2 separate regions of the Homo sapiens genome follow, and region 1 is linked to region 2. A link is an interaction called in ENCODE POLR2A ChIA-PET data of the cell type or tissue named here. Cell type or tissue: OCI-LY7. All regions are shown on one strand. Links, peaks and the distances in the headings refer to the core of each region. The heading gives the core; the rest is flanking DNA. Region 1 overlaps ARID1B (AT-rich interaction domain 1B). Region 2 overlaps ARID1B (AT-rich interaction domain 1B).

The links. ChIA-PET counts read pairs that join two places held together with the same protein. Peaks named below come from ENCODE experiments on the same cell type or tissue, not always from the same donor. Only the 100,000 strongest peaks of a DNase experiment are listed, where the experiment ranks them.
Region 1: POLR2A ChIA-PET joins it to region 2 with 5 read pairs; 3 of 35 experiments call an interaction of 5 or more read pairs at or near these places.

The regions. Positions count from the first base shown.
Region 1 is chr6:156,810,290-156,815,669 of GRCh38, reverse strand. The region is part of intron 1 of ARID1B (AT-rich interaction domain 1B); the gene reads right to left. Among named protein-coding and RNA genes, the nearest start is that of MIR4466, 33 kb to the right of the region's middle. In OCI-LY7, for the core only: no CTCF peak of the experiment used is centred there; no DNase peak of the experiment used is centred there.
Region 2 is chr6:156,980,215-156,985,594 of GRCh38, reverse strand. All of the region lies in intron 4 of ARID1B (AT-rich interaction domain 1B), which reads right to left. Among named protein-coding and RNA genes, the nearest start is that of MIR4466, 200 kb to the right of the region's middle. In OCI-LY7, for the core only: no CTCF peak of the experiment used is centred there; a DNase peak (open chromatin) is centred at 3,225; H3K4me3 peaks cover 381 bases; H3K27ac peaks cover 1,678 bases.

The DNA.
Region 1 (5,380 bases), core at 216-5,215, 170 kb after region 2:
AAATTGATTTTAATCACTGGGCCTCTCATGTGAAGCTTTGTATAATCAGCATTTCATTTACAAAATTAATTGCCTGATTGATTTTCAGGAGGCAGTTGCTGTCATTACCCTGCTGTCATAACTTCTGAGTAGGGTGTCACAACATGAAATTCTGACAGTATGAAAAGCACTGTTATTTTAAAAATGGGTGTGGGGAGAAAGGGAGAAAGGAGGAAAACTAAAGAAGTTACATTATCCTTTTCAGCCTAAAAAAGTTCAAAGTGTTTCATGCTAATTACACTCAATATCAATACCCTTCTGCTAAGTGAATTAATATACCAATCTAGCATCAGCGCACGAAGGATCTTTACTATCTTAAAATAATAACTAGAATGTATATGGACAAACTCAACAGTAGAAAATTTTACCCTACGTTACAAAATATACACATGTCTGGATATGTCTATATCAAGATAAAAAGAGCACTATCTTACAGTGGCATGCTACTTGTCTACTGCCAGCCATTTCAATTTCCCATACTCTTCTTTTCTTAGACTTTCTAATAAAAAAGCCATGACCAGAAATTTTAGGAATTTACAATGGAGACACAAAGTATATCCACTTTAGGTATACTCAAAACACGTAAGCACGCAGTCTTTCAACAATATTTGAATATTATTGTTACATACACACTTTTATATTGAATTTCTTGCTCACTATTTAATATTTAATAGTCTATTGATAATTGATGGGTCTTCACCTAAAAACCTGTCATCACAATTAACGGAGATTAGGCTAAAAAGCATTTGTTGTATTAAAAAAAAAATGAGGAGTACAGAACAAGGGATGAAAGGGGATTTTTAATAGTTATTGAGTATTATCCTCCCAAAAGTGAGACGGCATTGCCTACAACATCCTATTTCAAGTGCACCCACATAAACATCAAACTAGCCAAAGATTCTACTTTTCTTTACCATCAATCTGCCTTCTCAGAAAGATGCCCAATTCTACACAGGTCCCTAAATCTTGGGACCCCATCTCTCCCGCAAGCTCATGGTTGCATTTCCCACATCCTCAACATTAACTAAAAGCAGGATTGACCACGCCAAGCCAATTTGTTTTCAAAGGCATAATATAACTTCCAGAATATAGAGGCGGGCAGGCTTAAAACAACCCCCATTTGCTGCAATCCAATTCCAAACACAGCCTCTTTTAAATAAGACACCTTGAACTTAAAAGAAGTCCCCTGTGGAGACCAGATGTACTTTACATTGGTGCTTTTGTTTTTGAGACAGGGCCTCTCACTCTGTCACCCAGACTGTAGTGCGGTGGCAATCATGGCTTACCCGGCTCAAGTGATCCTCCCACCTCAGCCCCCATAGTAGCTAGGACCATAGGCGCGTGCCACCATGCCCAGCTAAGTTTTGTTGTATTTTTTGTAGAGACGGGGTCTTGCCATGTTGCCCAGGTTGGTCTGGAACTACTGGGCTCAAGTGATCCTCCTACCTCAGCCTCCCAAAGTGCTGGAATTACAGACGTGAGCCACCACTCCAGATGTATTAATATTTTACATTCCTTTCAGTACATGGAATTTTGATTCTTACGTATTCCTTTAAAAATAAACATCACCTTGTAAATTTACTCTATTATCTTGTGACCAAAGGCATTTTGTTTGCTGGCACACTGTACCCACTCTCGTGGTGCAGGCTACCGTGAAGAATCCACAGCGCGGGAGCATGAAGGCAGGGTCTGACCAGCGCACACATCCTTGAGATGGGGTCTGGAGGGCAGGCCCCTCCTGAACTTCTCGTGCTATTCCACTGCAAAAAAAACAGCAACAGCTCCCAGTTCTTGCTTGGCTCACAAGGATGCCCTAAGTATTGATAAGGTAATGTCTGCAAAGCGCTGTAAGCTCTGGAGAGAAAGGTCTTATGAAAGCCTAATATATGTCTAGGGTCACTCCTTAAGTGACACAAACTGGAATCATTTTGGAGAACAGGGTTCGACAAATTCAAATGCATATCAGTTTAACCCTGTCATTTAAAAAGAATCATATAAAGGGAAGACAGAATATTCTCTTACACATGTGCAAAGGTAGTGGAGACACAACACCGCACCTGAACACTTAATTCTAACTTCACTACTTCCTGTAACAGGATTCTACAGTATATCAGAAATTGTTTAGAGCAGTAATTCTCAAGGGTGAAAATGAATGAATGCTACATAAATAAGAACGAGGGTTACAAGGAGGGTCCGGTTAAAATACACACCCAGGATAGCCTGAGCGCAATGGCTCGCGCCTGTAATCCTAGCACTTTGGGAGGCCAAGGCAGGCAGATTGCCTAGCTCAGGAGTTCGAGACCAGCCTGGGCAACATGGTGAAGCCCCATCTCTACTAAAATACAAAAAAAAAAAAAAAATTAGCAGGGCGTGGCAGCATGCGCCTACAGTTGTAGCTACTCGGGAGGCTGAGTCAGGAGAATTGCTTCAACCTGGGTGGCAGAGGTTGCAGTGAGCCAAGATGGTGTCACTGCACTCCAGCCTGGCAACAGTGCGAGACTCCGTCTCAAAAAAAAAAAAAATATATATATATGTATGTATATACATACGTATGTGTGTATATATATATGTATATACATACGTATGTGTATATATATATGTATATACATACGTATGTGTATATATATGTATATACATACGTATGTATATACATACACACACACACACACACACACACACACACACACACACACACACCCAGGATTATAATTTTCTATTTGGAAAAGAAAGGAGGAAAGCTTTTTTTTTTTTTTTTATAACATACCACATGAAAGTGGAGCTTGATAAAATAATCTCAACTGTTGAGGATCTGTAGGAAAAGTCGAGCTTGTCCCATCAAGGGAGATGGGGGCTGCGGGCCTGGTCTTTTGGGAGGAGATACTGAAAGGTGGAAGGGGTGTAAGGAAACTTACATTTTCAAAAGAAGGCATGAGTTAGAAAGGATTGAGAAACAAAGATTTAGATGAAAGAGGAAACACATTACCTCAGAGGCCATGCCCATTCATTTATTTGTTCATTCAACATTGTTTAAACTGAAAAAATATTAATGTACAAGGCACTATGAAAAAGATAAGCAGAGGTATAAGAAGGTCCTTGACTTTAAGAAACAGAAGAAACAAAAGATGTATACAAATAATACACTGCAAAAATAAGCTTATAAATACTATAGGACAGAGGCTTATAAATGCCACTGTCCTATGAGTTCAGGGGAGAGTAACCACTTCTTTCTTGAAGAAATGGAAGGATTCATGGGGAATTCTTCATTTAAGGTAGATAATAATTAAAAAAAGAAATCAGCCTGGGCAACATAGCAAAACCAAAAAATACAAAAATTAGCCAGGTGTGGTGGCACATGCCTGTAGTCCCAGCTACTCATGAGGCTGAGGACAGAGGATCACTTGAGCCTGGGAGGTTGAGGCTGCAATGAGCTGTGATCATGCCACCACACACCAGCCTGAGCGACAAAGGAAGACCCTGTTTCAAATAAGAGAGAGAGAGAGATGCAGAAATATCAAGGCACAAATACAGCAACAACAGACAACATTTAATGAGCACCTCCTGTGCCCTCGGCACACTATAGGTGATTTACACACAGCACAACCAATGCGAACAAAAATCCTGCAAAGTAGTTAATGTTGCCAACCACTATTTTAGTTGAAGGAAATCATCTCCTAGAGTAGGTAATTTGCCCAAGGTCATATTATAATATAAGGGTCATGATGCTTTTTGGGGAAGGCATCTATATATATACCCCAACTGATATCCCTTGAGATAAGCAGAATGTAACTAGAAGACTTTCTTAGCCTGCTACAGAATGAATTGTGTCCCCCACCAAAATTCCTACATCAAAACCCTAATGTCCAATGTGATTGTATTTGGGACTAGCGTCTATGAAGAGGTAATGAAGGTTAAAAGAGGCCATGAGCATGGGTTCTAATCTGACAGGACTGCTGTCCTTATAAGAAGAGAGACCAGGCTTCTGGTACAGGCATGCACAGGCTCTTGCATCCTCTCTCTCCCCCTGCACATGCTCAGAAAGACCATGTGGGCACACAGAGAGGTGGCAGCTACCTAAAAGCCCAGGGAAGAGGCCTCAGAATGAAAACTACCTTGCCAGCACCTTGATCTCGGACTGCCAGCCTCCAGAACTGAGAGGGAGAAATTCTGTCTGGCATTTTGTCATGGCAGCATAAACAGACCAACAGAAACCACTGCTATTTTTATGAATTATAACACACAACCTGTAGTTGGCAGAATTCTAAAATAAATCCATGGGATTTATGCCCCTCGTATCCACACTTCTGTGTAATCCTCTCCTCTTGAGTACGGGTAAGACCTGTGACTGGCATCTAACTAAGAAAATATAGCAAAGGAAGAGACTTTGCCGATATAATTAAAGCCCCTCCTTAATCACATGACATTAAGTTAAAACAGTGGCCTGGATGGGCTTGACATAATCTGGTGAGCCCTTTAAAAGAGGGTCCAGGCCTTCCCAGAAGTTACAGATTCTCTCTCTGCTGGTGGCATTGAAGAAGCAGGCAGATATGAATTCTACAGCCACCAGGAAATAAATTCTGCCAACAGTCTGAGGCGGCCTTCCCCAGTCAAGCCTCTAGATGAGAATGCAGCCCGGCTGACACCTGGATTACAGCCTCTACGACCCCAAGCAGAGTATGGCAGCTAAGCCATGCCTGGACTCCTAACCTCCAGAAACTGACATAATCGATGTGTGTTCTTTTAAGCCACTCAATGTGTTATGCAGCAACAGCAAACTAATCCACAAGCTAATACAAATAATACACATTTCATATAGCTCTTCCTCACTCTTGCCCCTCCCACATAAGACCTGCTGCTGTGCAAAATATTGGTGTTGGTGCTCTCACATTCTCCAGAAGCCTGAAGACACACGATTCCAGAAGTTATTGGGGGCTGATTCCTCATCTTTCAGGCCTTGACTCAAGGATCACCTTCTATATCAAGTTTGTCTTGAAACCACCAGGCAAAATGAAAATGATCAAGAGATCAGAGACCCCTGAGGAAACCTGTGTTCTAAAATTTAGAAGGTTTGGTTGCCATTGTCTGTTTATGTGTCTTCTGGACACCAGAGGCTGTGAAATAGCAAGAGAGTTTACAAACCAAAGGAGAACACCCCTCTCGCTTTACAAGGAAGACAGAATGAGAGCAGGAATCCAACGCAGCTCCAGGAGCTGAGGCAAGTTCCTCAACCTCCCAGGCCTCAATCCCCTCATCTATAAAGCAGGCAGGCTGGCAGGTGGATCTTTGGTAAATGGCAGCTGTTACCATTTACACTTTTATAACCAGAACCTACCACAACGTATAT
Region 2 (5,380 bases), core at 156-5,155:
GGAAATTAACAAAAAATAAACAGCCAATGTAATATAAAAACATGAGTTAACTGAGGTCGTTAATGTCAGTTAAATGGCAAACAATCCATTACAACCAATGTTTAAACGTGTGTCAATTAAATATGAGCAGACAGCCTTGCAATTAGAGTTTAAAGATTTACTTTTACTTCTTCCAGATCCATATATTGTCTTTCAAACATGAGCACCTTCTCTGAATTAAAAAACCTTCCTTTACATTTTATACACAAACGCTAAGTACAAAAATGCTTGCTAACTATGTTTATCAATGCAGCGGATATTATCACATTGATTTTAGAAAGAAACATGCCAAAAAGTATTATCAATTTCAAGCATTTTGAGTGATTTTAACAGAATCACAACATTATATTCTCACTTCTCTTTACTTTTCTTCCAGGATTGCTGTCAATAAAAATGTAGCTGACCTTAAGAGTCACAGCCTGAAAGAATCTCAAAATGGTCTAGAGTATATGGAAGCTTTCTTTCTGTAAGAACTTTAAAAATATATAAAGCAATATTTAATAACCTACTTTTATTTGGAAATGAAGTCTTACTCTCAGTCTCTGTATGAAAATAAAGTACTGGCCAGGTGCAGTGGCTCTCACTTGTAATCCCAATACTTTGGGAGGCTGACATGAGTGGATTGCTTGAGTCCAGGAGTTCAAGACCAGCTTGGGCAACAGGGCAAAACCCCGTCTCAACAAAAAATACAAAACAATTAGCCAGATGTGGTGGTGCATGCATGCCCGTAGTCCCAACTACTCATGAGGCTGAGGTGGGAGGATCACCTGAGCCCAGGGAGGTTGAGGCTGCAGTGTGCCATGACTGCACCACTGCATTCCAGCCTGGGCAAAAGAGCGAGACCCTCTCTAAAAAAGGAAAAGGAAATGAAAGGAAAGAAAAGTAAGAAACTCCATTTAGACTCAGCTAAATGTTCTGATTCCAAATTTCACACTGAAGTTTCACCCACAACTGCACCCCACCCACTACCCCACACCCAGCACTTGTAGATTCCTGTGTTCCTCACTTTACTTTTGCTTTCTAGTAACACCAAGTCACTGTCATGAACCCTTCACATTTCACTATCAACTTCCTAGTAAGTCAGTAAACACCAAGCAGGTCCTAGGACATTTTCACTTATCCAGAACGCCCTTTTTTTCCCAGTATTCTGGTACCTTAAAAGAGCATGGCAAAGAGCACTGTGGGGCAGAAGGAAGGATCTGAAAATTCCATTCTGATGAGACATCTAGGTAGAAATGTGAAGAGGTCCAAGGAGAAGCTGGAAAGAGAATTAGTTCCAATGATTATTAAACTAATGCCCCTGCCATGGCTCCCTCATTCTGGAGCTGCACCGGACTGCTGTGGGAGCATGCCTTGCTGTGCTGTTTCCCATCTCCAAGGTTTGTCCTGATACCTCCTGGAGACGCTCAACGAATCCCCTCCGAACTCCAGCCACTGCCTGTCCACAACCAGGTGCAAGAAACCCAGCCAGAACCCCACCCTTCCCAACTTCCTGATCCCAAGAAATGGGGAGAGGTAAAAAAAATGATTGTTTTAATAAAATGAAGTTTTGAAGTGATTTGTAAACGGAAACAATAGTGCTAACAATATATGTAGATGGAAAGCAAACACAGGAATGAGAAAAGCAAGGTCAATCCTAACTGGCTGAGGGGTGCAGGAAATCGGGTAACTAGAAGGAACAAATTAACACAGCTGGTATAACCTGAACAGCTCAAGAACTGGAGACCACCAGACCAAAACCAGATTTAAATCAAGAGTTTGTAAAGCCAGAGCATCTGACCACCATCATCCCTCTTCCATTGTAGACACCAAACCAGAAACGAGTAGGGCTCACACGGATGAGGTGGTTTGTGAAATGGCCACACAGTACATTAACAGCAAGTACCGAACACTGAGACCCTAAGCCCCTCAGCCCAGCCCCGTAATGTCAGCAACCAGGCTTAGACTTCACCCACCATGTCCTCCAAGCAGAACACGACCAGTGTCTTCTCTGGAGAAAATAAACTACTCCTGAGCATATTTCACATATCAACATGAGGAAGTCCCCAGTGAAAAAGCTGGCTGATCACATGATAACCCCAAAGAAATGCCTACCTGTCCACATGCCCAGCTCACACAGGAGGCCTCCAACCAGCCTGTTTTTGTTGTTTGTTTGTTTTTTGAGACTGAGCCTCGCTCTGTCGCCCAGGCTGGAGTGTAGTGGTACAATCTCGGCTCACTGCAACCTCTGCCGCCTGGGTTCAAGCGATTCTCCTGTCTCAGCCTCTCGAGTAGCTGGGATTACAGGCGCCTGCCACCAAGCCTGGCTAAATTTTGTGTTTTTAGTAGAGATGGGGTGTCACCATCTTGGTCAGGCTGGTCTTGAACTCCTGACCTCATGATCCACCCATCTCAGCCTATGCTGGGATTACAGGCGTGAGCCACTGTGCCAGGCCTTTCTTTTTTTTCTTTTTTTTTTTTTGAGACAGGGTCTCACTCTGTTGCCCGGACTGGAGTGCAGTTGTGCAATCTCGGCTCACTGCAACCTCCACCTCCCAGGCTCAAGCCATTCTCCTGCCTCAGCCTCCAGAGTAGCTGGGATTACAGGCACGCACCACTACCAATCAGCCCTTTAATGCACCTCACTCTTAAATAGGAACAAAGATTCTCACACTTTTGAGGAAGCCTCCTGCCTAAAACAGATTGTAAAAAGTAAAAAGGGTAATTCAGAAGAAACAGATAATGCAAGGAATAGAAGAAACATTGTAAAAAATAATAACATGCTGCTTGAGAGAGGAAAAGTGATTGCATACAGGAAATAAAGAATGCTATTAAAAAAGGAACTATGTATAAAGAAAAACACTTTGAATTAAAAAATATAAAGAGAAAAACAAGATAATTTAACAGTCAGATTGGCAGATAGAGTCAAGGTTATCTCCCACGCAGAAAACAGTAACAGAAAAGAAAAATCAGTGAAGGAAAGAAAAGATCAATAAATCCAGTATATCCAACACCCAGGAGCACCAGAATAAGAAAGCAGATTAAGGGAGAGAAAGAAATTACCAAATAACTATATAAGATAATTGCCCCAAAATGAAGAACAGTACATACTTAGTGCCCAGCACAATGAAGTACAAAAAAAAAAAAAAAAGACCCATAGAGACACACAGCACTATTTCGGGCATCACAGGCGAAAACCCTAACAGTTTCCAGGATCACACAGAAAGAAAGGGCAACGTCACAATGGCATCTAATTTCTCCACAGCAACAGGAAACATCAGAAAGCAGTAATAGCAGAAGTCAGAAGCTTTTATCTTTTAATTCTTAGAGAAAATTATTTCCATGCAGGATTGCTATATGTAGTCAATCAATTTAAATATGAGGGTATATAGTAAAGGTGTTTTGAAACATGCAAGGTCTAAAAAATTTACCTCCCATTCACATTTTCTCAAGAAGCTACTGAAAGATGTGCGCAGTCAAAATGGTAAGTGATCTAGGAAACGGGAGATCCACACATGAGGCAAACAGAAGAGTCACAAAAAAAAAAAAAGAGACATCCCAGGAGATGGCTGTACACATCTATCTCCTGCGTTAACAACCACTCCAAATTGTGGTGAAGACTATGGAAATCCAGAAGGGATGTCTCTTAAGAAAAAATACTGGAGCTGAAAAACTTCTCTGGCAGGTATGACCGCATGAAGACTGCACTGCCCAGTTGTTGGAGGGCACAGGAAGGCCCAGTCAGATGTTCAAAGAAAAGCATGTGAAAAAAAAACGAGGTAATGAACTCCAAGCAAAACTAAGTTATTATAGTATTACAGTATAAGTATAGTATAATGCAATATTTAGCTTAGTGAACAAGAGTTAAGAAGACATAATAACATAAACAGTAATGCAGTCTTAACCAAAACCTGATGGGATTAGATGGGTAGGACATTGAAGAGTGGGAAAGACACAGTGTACAGCAAGCTACAATCCTCATCTAATAGGAAGCCAGTAAATGATGCCAAACTGAGGAATTTAAAAGATAATATATAGCAATGATTGCATGTATATGTACATTTCTAAAGAAATATACATGTAACAAGACAATTTCATTTGATTTTCATCATCTATAAATTCATCATACATTCCTAAATTTTGTCTATTTTTGAAAACTTAGATGACCTGGGTTACAGTTTATCCTAGGAGAAAAGGATATATGTGCCTTAACTCCTTTTTGTTTCTGAATGCTTAATTCTATATACTCGATGTGAAGAACGGCAGAGACTCTCCATTGCCTGATCCAGCTACCTAGGTGGTTAATAATCCCCTATGCTCTACTTCACTACCACCCCTCAAAAGAAAGACATCAATCATCCATCCTGCCCACAGGTCATGTGGACCTGGAGCAATCTTAGAGGAAGAGACTAAGTCAGTGCTTTCTAACAGTCACACCAGCACTGCTCACCCTCAGAAGTAGACAAGGGAGGACAGTGGCTACAAGTCTCAAGAAATGAAATACCTTTCCAGTTTTTGCTAAGTCATGAGTTAAACCAACAAAAACAGTGGCTTCACTTACCTGCCATGATTACACAGATGTTTATGCTACAATGTAAACAACAAAATAAACACTAACTAGATTTATCATGAAATTGTTTCTTCCAACAAGTGAAAATGACTTAATTTCTGTGACCCTCCCTAAAATAATAAAAGATTTTCCCTAAAAATATAAACCAGTATCTGTGTATTCTTCTGTATGTCAAGGGCTCTTCACTGCCTCAGGCTGAAATCTGAGCTCCTGGGTACATTGAAAGCTGCCAGCCTTTCCCCAGACTGCCGGGTTCCGGGCTGCTGCACGGGTCCCTCCACTGTCTCAAAGGCCGTCCCTCCACTCCAGGGATCCCTGCTCAGGCTCCTGCAGATCCTCAGCCACAACAGTGCAGGCGATTTTACACGGCACTGTCTACGAGTAGCCCTGCCACTAAACCGGACTCCTCCTACGGGAAAAGCACTGCGTGGTTTCATCTCTGTATCCCCAATGACTGGCACATTGACTGGCACACAGAAAGGAGCTCAATGATTCTTATTTTGTTTTGTTTTGTTTTGTTTTTGAGATGTAGGTTGGCTCTTGTCGCCCAGGCTGGAGTGCAATGGCATGATCTCGGCTCACTGCTACCTCCACCTCCCAGGTTCAGGCAATTCTCTTGCCTCAACCTCCTGAGTAGCTGGGATTACAGGCGCCCACCACCACGCCCGGCTAATTTTTGTATTTTTAGTAGAGATGGGGTTTCATTGTGTGGGCCGGGGTGGTCTCGAACTCCTGACCGCAGGTGATCTACCCACCTCGGCCTACCAAATTGCTGGGATTACAGGTGTGAGC